Regions from separate parts of the Homo sapiens genome. Here region 2 is linked to region 1. The links are chromatin loops, found by intact Hi-C in ENCODE. Cell type or tissue: PC-3. All regions are shown on one strand.

The links. Hi-C counts contacts between places; a loop is a spot of excess contacts. Peaks named below come from ENCODE experiments on the same cell type or tissue, not always from the same donor. Only the 100,000 strongest peaks of a DNase experiment are listed, where the experiment ranks them.
Region 2: it touches region 1 in a loop (14-fold over the local background); 42 of 110 quality-filtered maps call a loop at or near these places.

What each region holds. Positions count from the first base shown.
Region 1 is chr14:58,637,653-58,642,652 of GRCh38, forward strand. It overlaps DACT1 (dishevelled binding antagonist of beta catenin 1), which reads left to right and starts at 310. Exons shown (of 4, transcript NM_001079520.2): 1 at 310-895; 2 at 3,084-3,216; 3 at 3,940-4,095. The coding sequence starts at 551. RefSeq lists a silencer at 101-810. In PC-3, CTCF peaks have their summits at 2,431 (motif pointing right), 4,055 and 4,267; a DNase peak (open chromatin) is centred at 2,449; H3K4me3 peaks cover 1,637 bases; H3K27me3 peaks cover 1,918 bases.
Region 2 is chr14:59,052,975-59,057,974 of GRCh38, forward strand. No RefSeq gene overlaps it. Among named protein-coding and RNA genes, the nearest start is that of DAAM1, 130 kb to the right of the region's middle. In PC-3, CTCF peaks have their summits at 2,657 (motif pointing left) and 2,863; a DNase peak (open chromatin) is centred at 2,647; H3K27me3 peaks cover 1,053 bases.

The sequences.
Region 1 (5,000 bases):
CCAGGCGCTCGCCCCGAGCTTTGGGCGACGAGAAAGAGCCAATGAGGAGCGAGGGCAAAATCGGGTGCAGTAAACCCGAAAAGGGGGCGAGGAGGCCCGCGAAGAGAGCGGGGGAGGAGGCGGGGAGGGGCGAGGAGGGGCGGGGAGGGCCGAGCGAGGAGGAGGCGGCTCTGGGGGCCGGGCGGCGCGCCTGACAGAGGAGGGGAAGCCTGGGGGCGCAAGCGTCGCAGCCGAGGGGCCGGCGCGGGGAGGCGGGCGCCAGGCGGGGGTTTGCAGGGCCGCCGCGCGTGACGTAGCGCCGGGCAGGGCGTTATCAGCTGCCGGGCCGCGGCGAGGGACGCGCGGCGACAGCGGACGGCGCTGCCCGGGCCGGGACAGCAGCAGCCGGCGGTCGCGCGCAGGACTCGAGGGCTTCTAGCCACCGTCCCCGCCAGCGCCGCGCCCCGCCACAGGGCGGCATGAGCCCACCCGCGGCCGCAGCCCTAGCGCCCTGCTCCTCCGCCTGGGCGGCCCGGCTGCGGTGACGGCTCTCGCTGCCCGACTGGGGGCCATGAAGCCGAGTCCGGCCGGGACGGCGAAGGAGCTGGAGCCTCCGGCGCCGGCCCGAGGCGAGCAGCGCACGGCGGAGCCCGAGGGGCGCTGGCGGGAGAAGGGCGAGGCAGACACCGAGCGGCAGCGCACCCGGGAGCGGCAGGAGGCCACGCTGGCCGGGCTGGCGGAGCTGGAGTACCTGCGCCAGCGCCAAGAGCTGCTGGTCAGGGGCGCCCTGCGCGGCGCCGGGGGTGCGGGAGCCGCTGCGCCCCGCGCTGGGGAGCTACTGGGGGAGGCGGCGCAGCGCAGTCGCCTGGAGGAGAAGTTCTTGGAGGAGAACATCTTGCTGCTAAGAAAGCAATTGGTAGGTCGTGCCCGAAGGTGGAGCACGGCTGTTCCTGCCCAGGGGCTGGAGGTCGGGCAGGTGGCCTGGGGCGGGCGCGAGGTTGACTCTGGCTGGGGAGATGCTCGCTGTTATGGGACGCCCCCGACCGCCCCATACCTCCCTGATCCCCTTCCTGAGTGCCCGCGGCGTGTGGGCTGCCGACGCCCACGCGTTTCTGGCGTGTGCCCGCTTTGTGTCTGGCGACCTCGCGCGGATTGCGGGAAGGGGGTGGCCGCTCTTCCCTCCTCCTCTGCCTTCGGGATTCTTGGAGTCGCCTAGTTCTAACGTTCGGTCTCCTTAGTTAGATGAGTATATGCCCTCTCCCCAGCGGTTTGCAAACTCCCACTTAAAATACCATTTTATTTGGAGGTTTTCTTGACTTTATCTCCTCCCGCCGAGAGGGGCCAAAAGCCAAGGAGGGGGTTTGTGGCGTGCTTAACTGTCCAGGGCCGAGTTTTACGATTACACTGGAGCGCCTGTAGGGAGCCGTGCCTCTCCGAGAGCTCTCCCCAGCATGCCAGCTTTCACCCAGGCTGGTGCTTAATTTCAAATAGAAGCCCTTTGTATAAGGCAGCTCAAACTAGATGGAAATGATGGAAATTTGGCTGGAGACTGTGTCCCCTCCTCTCATATTTTATACGTTCTGCCAGCTGTGATTGGTGGTGGAGGTGGGAGAAAAGAGAACCTGCTCTCGGTAAGCATTTATCTTACTGGGTTTCTGTCAGTGTCTCAGTCTTTCTATGCAGTCTTCATTAATGGGGAAGAAAAAGAACTTTGTAGCTTAATGTATTGATGAACAGCTTTTGACCCCGCCTCAGAATAATGGCGACAGCTTTGTTTTCAGTGACCTTAAAATGTAGTTTTGGAAACAGCAAACGTCCTCACCTGACCAAGTGATACTATCTAAACTAGACACATGCCAGGTAGTGGCCCTCCCACAATAAAGTGGTGATGCTGTGCAGTTGTCATGTGTTTTCTTCTATTATCTCTTTTCAGATCATTTCTTTTCTCTGTGTGTGTGTGTGTGTTTTTAAGCACCAAAGTGCTTTTACTTGATAGGTTCATTTTTCCTGAAGAAATTAATTGTAGCAAACAAACATACAATTTATGTCTCCAAGCTTTTTAAGTCAAAAGACAAGAGGCGTAGATATTCATATGCATGTGTTTTGTAAGGATGTACACTGTGGTTTGTGTAATATCTCTGTTTTGGCATTTTACTGTGCTGCTTCGGTCACAGACCAGATTCCTATGTAACATTCATTTGAGCCAGTTCTCACTGGTTATGGCTGGTGACTTTTACATTTTATTGTTTTGTGCAATTGCACCTTTTTGTCTGCATGAATCTCAAGATTGTAAGTGGCGCATTCCTATTGTCCGCTTGAGGGGAGCAAAGCAGTATGTCAAGAGAATTCCAGTCCAGTCAGTATTTATGGTACTATTTTCATTTGTAGACTTGGCATTCATGATTTGAACCAGATGCTTTTTGAGTTCTCCCGTTTTTCCAGCAATAGGAAGCACTAGGTGGCAGTGTGAGTTAGCACAATCCATCTGTCACCTTTGGAAACCCAGAGGCGTTCAAATCTCGATGGGCCTTCCCATGAGGGTTTTGGATTCTGCCAGCTCACATTATACTTGGCACTGGCTATTAGTATTAGTTTCTCACTTTCAAAGGCTCTAAGACTGATTAAACCCCACAAAGCAACTAATAGAAAACAAAACTCTGCAGGCCAAGACATTTGGCCAGAAAATCTCACCTAAGATTATAGTGTATTATAGGAAATCTCTTACTCTCATTTCAAATTAAAGAGTCTACTGTGAAGTATTGTTTTTTAAAAGACTGGTTATACACCAGATGATTTAAAGTCTCAGTCCATTTTTCTTGTCCCTATCTATGAAAAGTCAGTTTGTATATATTAGTTGAAACTAAAAACAAGTCTTGTTTTTATGAAGAAACTTTATATCACCACAAAATGTGAGAAAGTGGAATTAAACATAGGACATATTCTTGAATTCTCGAAGTTTTTCGTTACTTCAGGTCATCCAGTAAAATTTTGGTTTTCTAAGTTTAGTGAACTCTTCAGATGGGTAATTTGAATCCTTAGAGTAGACTTTCTGGTTCTTTTGTCACCCCTGTATGTTCATGTTTCCTTTGTTTCTTCCTAATCAGAACTGTTTGAGGCGAAGAGATGCTGGTTTGTTGAATCAGTTGCAAGAGCTTGACAAGCAGATAAGTGACCTGAGACTGGATGTAGAAAAGACATCTGAAGAGCACCTGGAGACAGACAGTCGGCCTAGCTCAGGTGAGTGATTGAGCACAAGGACAGAATTCTGCACTCTTGAGTTGTATCTCAGCCCCTTGTGGTTAACATTCCCAGACCTGCAAATGGCAATGGAGTTTGTTTCCAGTGCAGAGAGGATAAACAAAAAAGAAGTCTGCCATTCAGTTTTATCGGAATAAGAGGGAAATAAACTCAGACAACAAAATTTTTAGTAATGAGATCAATGTGATTGGAGTCCCCCAAGTTTAAAAATAAAAGCTATTCAAATTTCTGCAAGAGGTGCCCTCCTTTGAAACTTGAGTAAGTCAGAACTGGGCTAGAAAATTAGTCACACTTCAACTTCCTGAGACCACTTCAAAAGTTTTTTTTTTTTTTCTTTTAAACCATTTGGGCTCCTTAGATTTTTCTCTTATTATTGTTCTGAAACAATCATGATAAAGATGAGGCTTGACAGATCTAAGTTTCTTTCCTTGGACATGTTCAAAGGCGGGGTCAAGGAATAAGGTCAATTTGAGGGTGAGGGTAACTCTGAAATGTACCCCTAGTTATGGGCTCTTTGCCTTTTCCTAAGGATTGTTTGAAATAAGACCATAAGATTAGGACACCAAAGTCCAATGAATCAAAATTGGCCAAAAAACAAACAAAAAATCTCCTTTTCCTAAATGATTATTCATTTTCCTGTTAAGCGTGAATATGCATTATTTCTTGACATGATGTTAATTCCAACGGTGTTTTTATTTGTAGGGTTTTATGAGCTGAGTGATGGGGCTTCAGGATCCCTTTCCAATTCCTCTAACTCGGTGTTCAGTGAGTGTTTATCCAGTTGTCATTCCAGCACCTGCTTTTGCAGCCCCTTGGAGGCGACCTTGAGTCTCTCAGATGGTTGCCCCAAATCTGCAGGTAAGAATTTTTAGCACTGATAGAAATTTTTAATTGGAAGGCATCAAGGGCCCTTAAAAGGTTATTTGGCTCCAGCACCTTTCACTGGTGGAAAAATGAAGGTTCATCACTTTGCGGCATTTAGTGCCATACTTACATCTAGAACTCAGTTTCATCTAGGTGAGTATCTAGAACTATTCCAGTACCCTTTGGGTGCTACTTGGTTATATATTTTGATAGCAGCAAGACACTTTATCTCTAGAAATCCTGTCCCAATATTGTAGGTCTTGAGCTCTGTTTCTGAGCCTTTGCTGTTAGGTTGTCTGTATTTTCTTTCATTTTGGAACTGTTTTCTTCTTTTAATTATGTAAAGCTAAAACTCAGCCAGGTGCAGTGGCTCACACCTGTAATCCCAGCACTTTGGGAGGCTTAGGCAGCTGGATCACCTGAGGTCAGGAGTTCAAGACCAGCCTGGGTTGGCCCGGTGCAGTGGCTCATGACTATAATCCTAGCACTTTGGGAGGCCAAGGTGGGTGGATCACTTGAGGTCAGGAGTTCAAGACCAGCCTGGCCAACATGGTGAAACCCCATCTCTACTAAAAATACAAAAATTAGCCGGGCATGGTGGCACATGCCTATAGTCCCAGCTACTCGGGAGGCTGAGGGAGAATTGCTTGAACCCAGGAGGTAGAGGTCATAGTGAGCCGAGATTGGACCACTGTACTCCAGCCTGGGCGGCAGAGAGAAAAAAAAAACAAAAAACAAAAGACCAGCCTGGGCAACATGATGAAACCCTGTCTCTACTAAAAACACAAAAATCGGCCGGGTGTGGCAGCATGTGCCTGTAATCCCAGCTACTTGAGAGGCTGAGGCAATAGAATCACTTGAACCCCAGAGGCGGAGGTTGCAGTGAGCCGAGATTGTGC
Region 2 (5,000 bases), 420 kb after region 1:
AGTGAAAAAATTCCAGACATCATCTCATTTCACCCATAAATACTTCAATATCTGAAAGCTTTTTGAACCTAAATTCCTCCAAAAAAAAAAAGTTTAGATGAAAACTATTACATAATCCTAGTGATACACAATGTAACTGATTTTACTATTCTAATGTGGTATCTGTGCACTTTCTTTGACACACAGTGGAGGTGGGGTAGAAAGAAAAACTGGATTCTTTTTCCCGTAGTACAGCAAATAGGAAATGTCAAGAGTGGGTCATAAAACGGGACCCAAGTCAGAGATGACTTGGATCAGGTGCCAGTGACAATGGGTCTTTACATGATATTTTGTAGTCTCCTTATTGGAACACCTTACCAGAACAAATGGATCTCATTTTAATGAATATATCATTTGTCACCATAATCAACAATGCCTGCTGGCATGTGGGAAGGGTACGTAATGAAATTTAGAGTTCTGCGTACAAAGATGGTAATACAGGATAGATGAAATATTTCTTTATACAAGTACAAAGGGAGGGACACACAGACGCTTCCAACCAAAACAATCAATTAAAAAAATAAGCCATCAAGCCACAAAAAGAGAAGAGCCTTAAATGTACACTGCTAAATAAAAGAAGCCAATTTAAAAAGGCTACATACTATATGATTCCAACTATATGACATTCTGGAAAAGGCAAAACTATAGAGATAGAAAAAAATCAGTGGTTGCCAGAGGTTCTGGACAAGGAAGAAGATGACTGGGTGGAGCACAGGAGAATTTTAGAGCAGTGAAACTATTCTGTATGATATTGCAGTGTTAGATACATAATGTTAGGCCCTTGTCAAAACCCATAGAGATGTACAACATGAAGAGTGAGCCTTCATGTAAACTATGGAATCTAATTGATCATAATGTATCAATTAGTTATTAAAATCTTGCATTAGCGTGGGTGAGGGCTGCATTAGTTGAGGGTGGGGCAGGGGGAGGAGGAGTATATGGGAATGCTGTCTTTTAAACTCCTTTTTCTGTAAACCTAAAACTGCTCTAAAACAGAGTCTATTGACTTTTTAAAAACTGAATTGGTATTTCTAAGTTTGGTCTAAGAAAAAAATGATTAGGATTCCAGAGAAAATGGAATTTTCTTTAAGATAGAAATTTTCTTTATTTTAAGATAGAAATCTGGTTTCATTATTTTTGCCAAGATCAGAAGAAACTTTGCTTCTTGTCTCCCATAAATATTAGTTTTATGTATTTGTCATGTACTCTATATATTTGAGTTTTATGTATTTGTCATGCTGACTTTTTTCTGACTCTTCTTTTTGCACTATTATAAACTAAGACTTTTCTTTTAACTTCCATAATATGTTTCAAGATGTAATTCATTAGTATAAAAGGATTATGGGTGGAATTTTTTGTTTGTTTTAGAATGGACTTTAAAACAGCTTCATCCTTAAACTAATAGACCTTTCCAGGCTGCAGAGGCATCCAGATGTCTTCACTTGAACAACCATCTTTAGATGCTCCACCTGAATTCTTATTCCAAACCACTAGTCTTTATCTTAGAGTATTGCAGTTGCCTCCTGACTGGTTTTCCTGTTTGGCCCTGCTCCACACTTGCCACCTATTCTTACCAGAACAACCAGATGGGTTTCAGTAAAGTCAAATCATGCCATGACTCTACCAGAAATCCTGGAAGGAGTCCCATCTAGTCTGCCTCAGCCACACTAGCATTTTTGCTGTCCCTTGACTTTGACTTTGCTGGTTCCTCTACCTGGAGTGCTCTTCTCCCAAATATACCTCTGGTGTGCTCCCTCACTTGCTTCAAGTGTTTCCTTAAATGTCACTTGTTCATTTTGTCCTAGATTAACTACTGTATTTCAAATGTTTGCCTTCTTTTCCACTTTTGATCTGTCGCACTTATCTTCTATACAATTTTGTTTATTCATTTATCTATTGTGTTTATTCTCTGTCTCTTTTCCCTAAACCATAAACCATGTGGGCAGGGATTTTGTCTGCTTTGTTTACTGCTGTATTCTCAACACTTAAAATCGACCTGGAATGTAGTAGATGCTCAATAAATGTTTATTGAACAAATAGAATAAAAAAGGATGCCCTCTAAGAGCAAACTTCTTCTTGAGGTTTCTATAGCAACACCCATAATAAATCTGGGACACTTTCTGGAGCAATTTACTTTCACATGGTCTTCATAGACATGGACCTATTTTTAATCCCACTTTCTAATGGAAATGGCTCTAAATATGTACTGCACAGCTGTAGAATGTAAGGAATGTCAGATATGGCCTCTGATTCTCTTGAATAATTTTTGAGGACTCATAGGATAGATGTCATAATTATGTAAATAATAATTTTACTCCAAGAGCAATTGTTAAATTTAACACTCTTTCCACATTTTTATTTGTGGTAATGGTGTCCAACTTTCTTGAAGTGGTATTTCCAGATTCATATACTTGTTGCATGTTTTCCATACCAGCTTTATGGTTCAGTGTCTCCCAAAGTAATAGATTAAAAGGTATCTATTTATTACATTTTTAAAATCAAAGAATGATTGTGCATCTGCAATGTTATTTAATAGACAAGTAGAGAAGAGCTTTAACCATCCAACTGGTTCACATAGTAACTACCTCCATCAATTGAGTTCATACTGACATCTGGAGGCCAAGCCTTGGCACTACATAAAGGCTATTACCCATTTCAGAGCCCATCAGAGTAATTAGTGCCTCTAAACTTCTTTAAATAAAAATCTGAAACATCTAAAAATATCAAAAAGTAGTTAAAAAAAGAGGTTTGAACTTTCTATCTTCTACATATAGCTCTGTTTCTGAAAATTTGAGTATGAATTTGGGATAAGAATAACAGTGATGATGAGGAACATCTGAGTGCCCAGTAGATGCCAGGCAGCACAGGAGTGCTCTCATTGTGGCAACCCATTCAATCTTCAGACCACCCTATGAGATAAGAACTATTGTTATCTCCATTTTACAGTTGAAATCAAGGCTCAGAGGGATTAGTAATTTCTTAGTGTCACTTAACTAGTCTTGGTGCTGCAGAACTTGAACCCAAATTCATGTGACCAAATCCCCAGGTCCAGCACTCTTGGAGATGGACCAGTTTACACTGTTACAAAGATTCTTCAACAAGGATTGTGTTAAAAAGCATAGTTATCTTTAAAGTTGCAGTTATTGGCCAGGCACGGTGGCTCATGTCTGTAATCGCAGCACTTTGGGAGGCCAAGGTGGGCAAATTGCTTGAGCCCAGGAGATCGAGACCAGCCTAGGCAACATGGTGAAACCCTATCTCTACCAAAAAACACAAAAATTAGCCAGGCATGGTGGTGCGTGCCTGTGGTCCCAGTTACTTGGGAGGCTGAGGTAGGGGGATCACTTGAGTCCAGGAGGCGGAGGTTGCAGTGAGCCAAGATCCACCAGGCACTCCAACCTGGATGACAGAGTGAGGCCCTGTCTCAAAATAAATAAAATGAAAATAAAATAGCAATTATGTTGCACTATATTTTTGTCAAAGGACATTCCTATGAAGAATAAGCATTCTGGGTCATTCCTACAAGGAGCCAAGGTATATAACTTCCTAAGTCATAAACACTCAAAATAGACCATCAAAAATGTTACCTAGAAAGGAGGCTTAGTGGAAAGGGGCAGGAGTGTCTCAGAAACCATCATTTCCCAAAACGAAGTCTAAGGTCTACTTTTTTGATACCTAATATTTGTACATATTAATGGGGTATGTGTGAAATTTTGTTACACTTCTAGAACATGTAAGACGGATATTTAGGATATCCACTGCCTCCAACATCTATTTTTGAAGTGCTTTCTTGGGCTAAAGGAGTTGGGACTACCTCTATACTAGTAGAGACCTGAAGGGCTATTTATCCAAGGCCCATATTCGTGAAGGGGCTCAAGTAGATCTTCAAATGGGGTATACTGATGACATTGAAAGATGTCGTATAGTTTTAAGCTTATGTTCCATTAACTGTCTACCTCCATTATGTGGAGCAATGACTTTTATGAATGTTATTATCTTTTAAATAGCATAGTTATATTGCACTATATTTTTTCTAAGTATTAATTTGTTAAGTGTATTCATGCTATATTTCAACTGTTATACGTCTATTTTGGCATTCAAAAAATTTTTAGTAAACTAATAGCCTCCAAAGATGGAAGGGGCCTAGGTTTCTGTAGCCCTTTTAAATGCCCAAGTGGACAGCTCTGTACCTTCCACAAATGCGCTTGGAACATTTAGCCAAGAAAGTGTTAATCTGTGCTTTAAGGACTCTCTTCTCAAACTCAGCCTTCTCTTCTAGGAAGTAGTTTCACTAAAGTATCGTCAGGCCTTTGTTAAGTCCAACCACTCAAAAGCTACATGTTACAGATAATATGTAAGAAACTAGAAAAAGATACTTTGCTTTTGGAAGGTGGATGATTAAGTAATGAACTTCACCCAGAGCATTTTGGCTAGTGTAGTTCCTATACTTGGCTAAAGGGACTTAGCTGACTTCAGTGTTTCTCGATGATTTAATACTCCTAATAATGAGGGCATGCTTATTGTAGAAAGGGAAAAATAATTTTTTATATTAGGGTGGTGACAATAGACATCTCAAAAAAGGGAACGTTAATGTATTTTTCAATCAAAATTCATTGTAAGACTGGCAAATGTCAGTAGGCACAATGTTTTCTCTCCTCCTGTTCCTAGCCATATGCCCAGAGATCATAAATGATGAGGGTACTTCTTACACTTCGTCCCTCCAAGTTTTCCTTCATTACAAACTTGTCAACTCAATCTGTTGATGATAGCAGTCTGGCAAGAGCCAGTATCTGTCTACCAGCTTGGGAGAGAAAGAAAGATCTGTTAGGACTAAGATTGCCTGCTTCCATTATTGTACTACAGGCAGTTCTGTAAACCAATTAAAGGTGTTCACTCTGAAGCACTTTTTGTCTCCTTTTTGGGGACAATATCATCAGCCGTTGTTATTATTACTATTTACA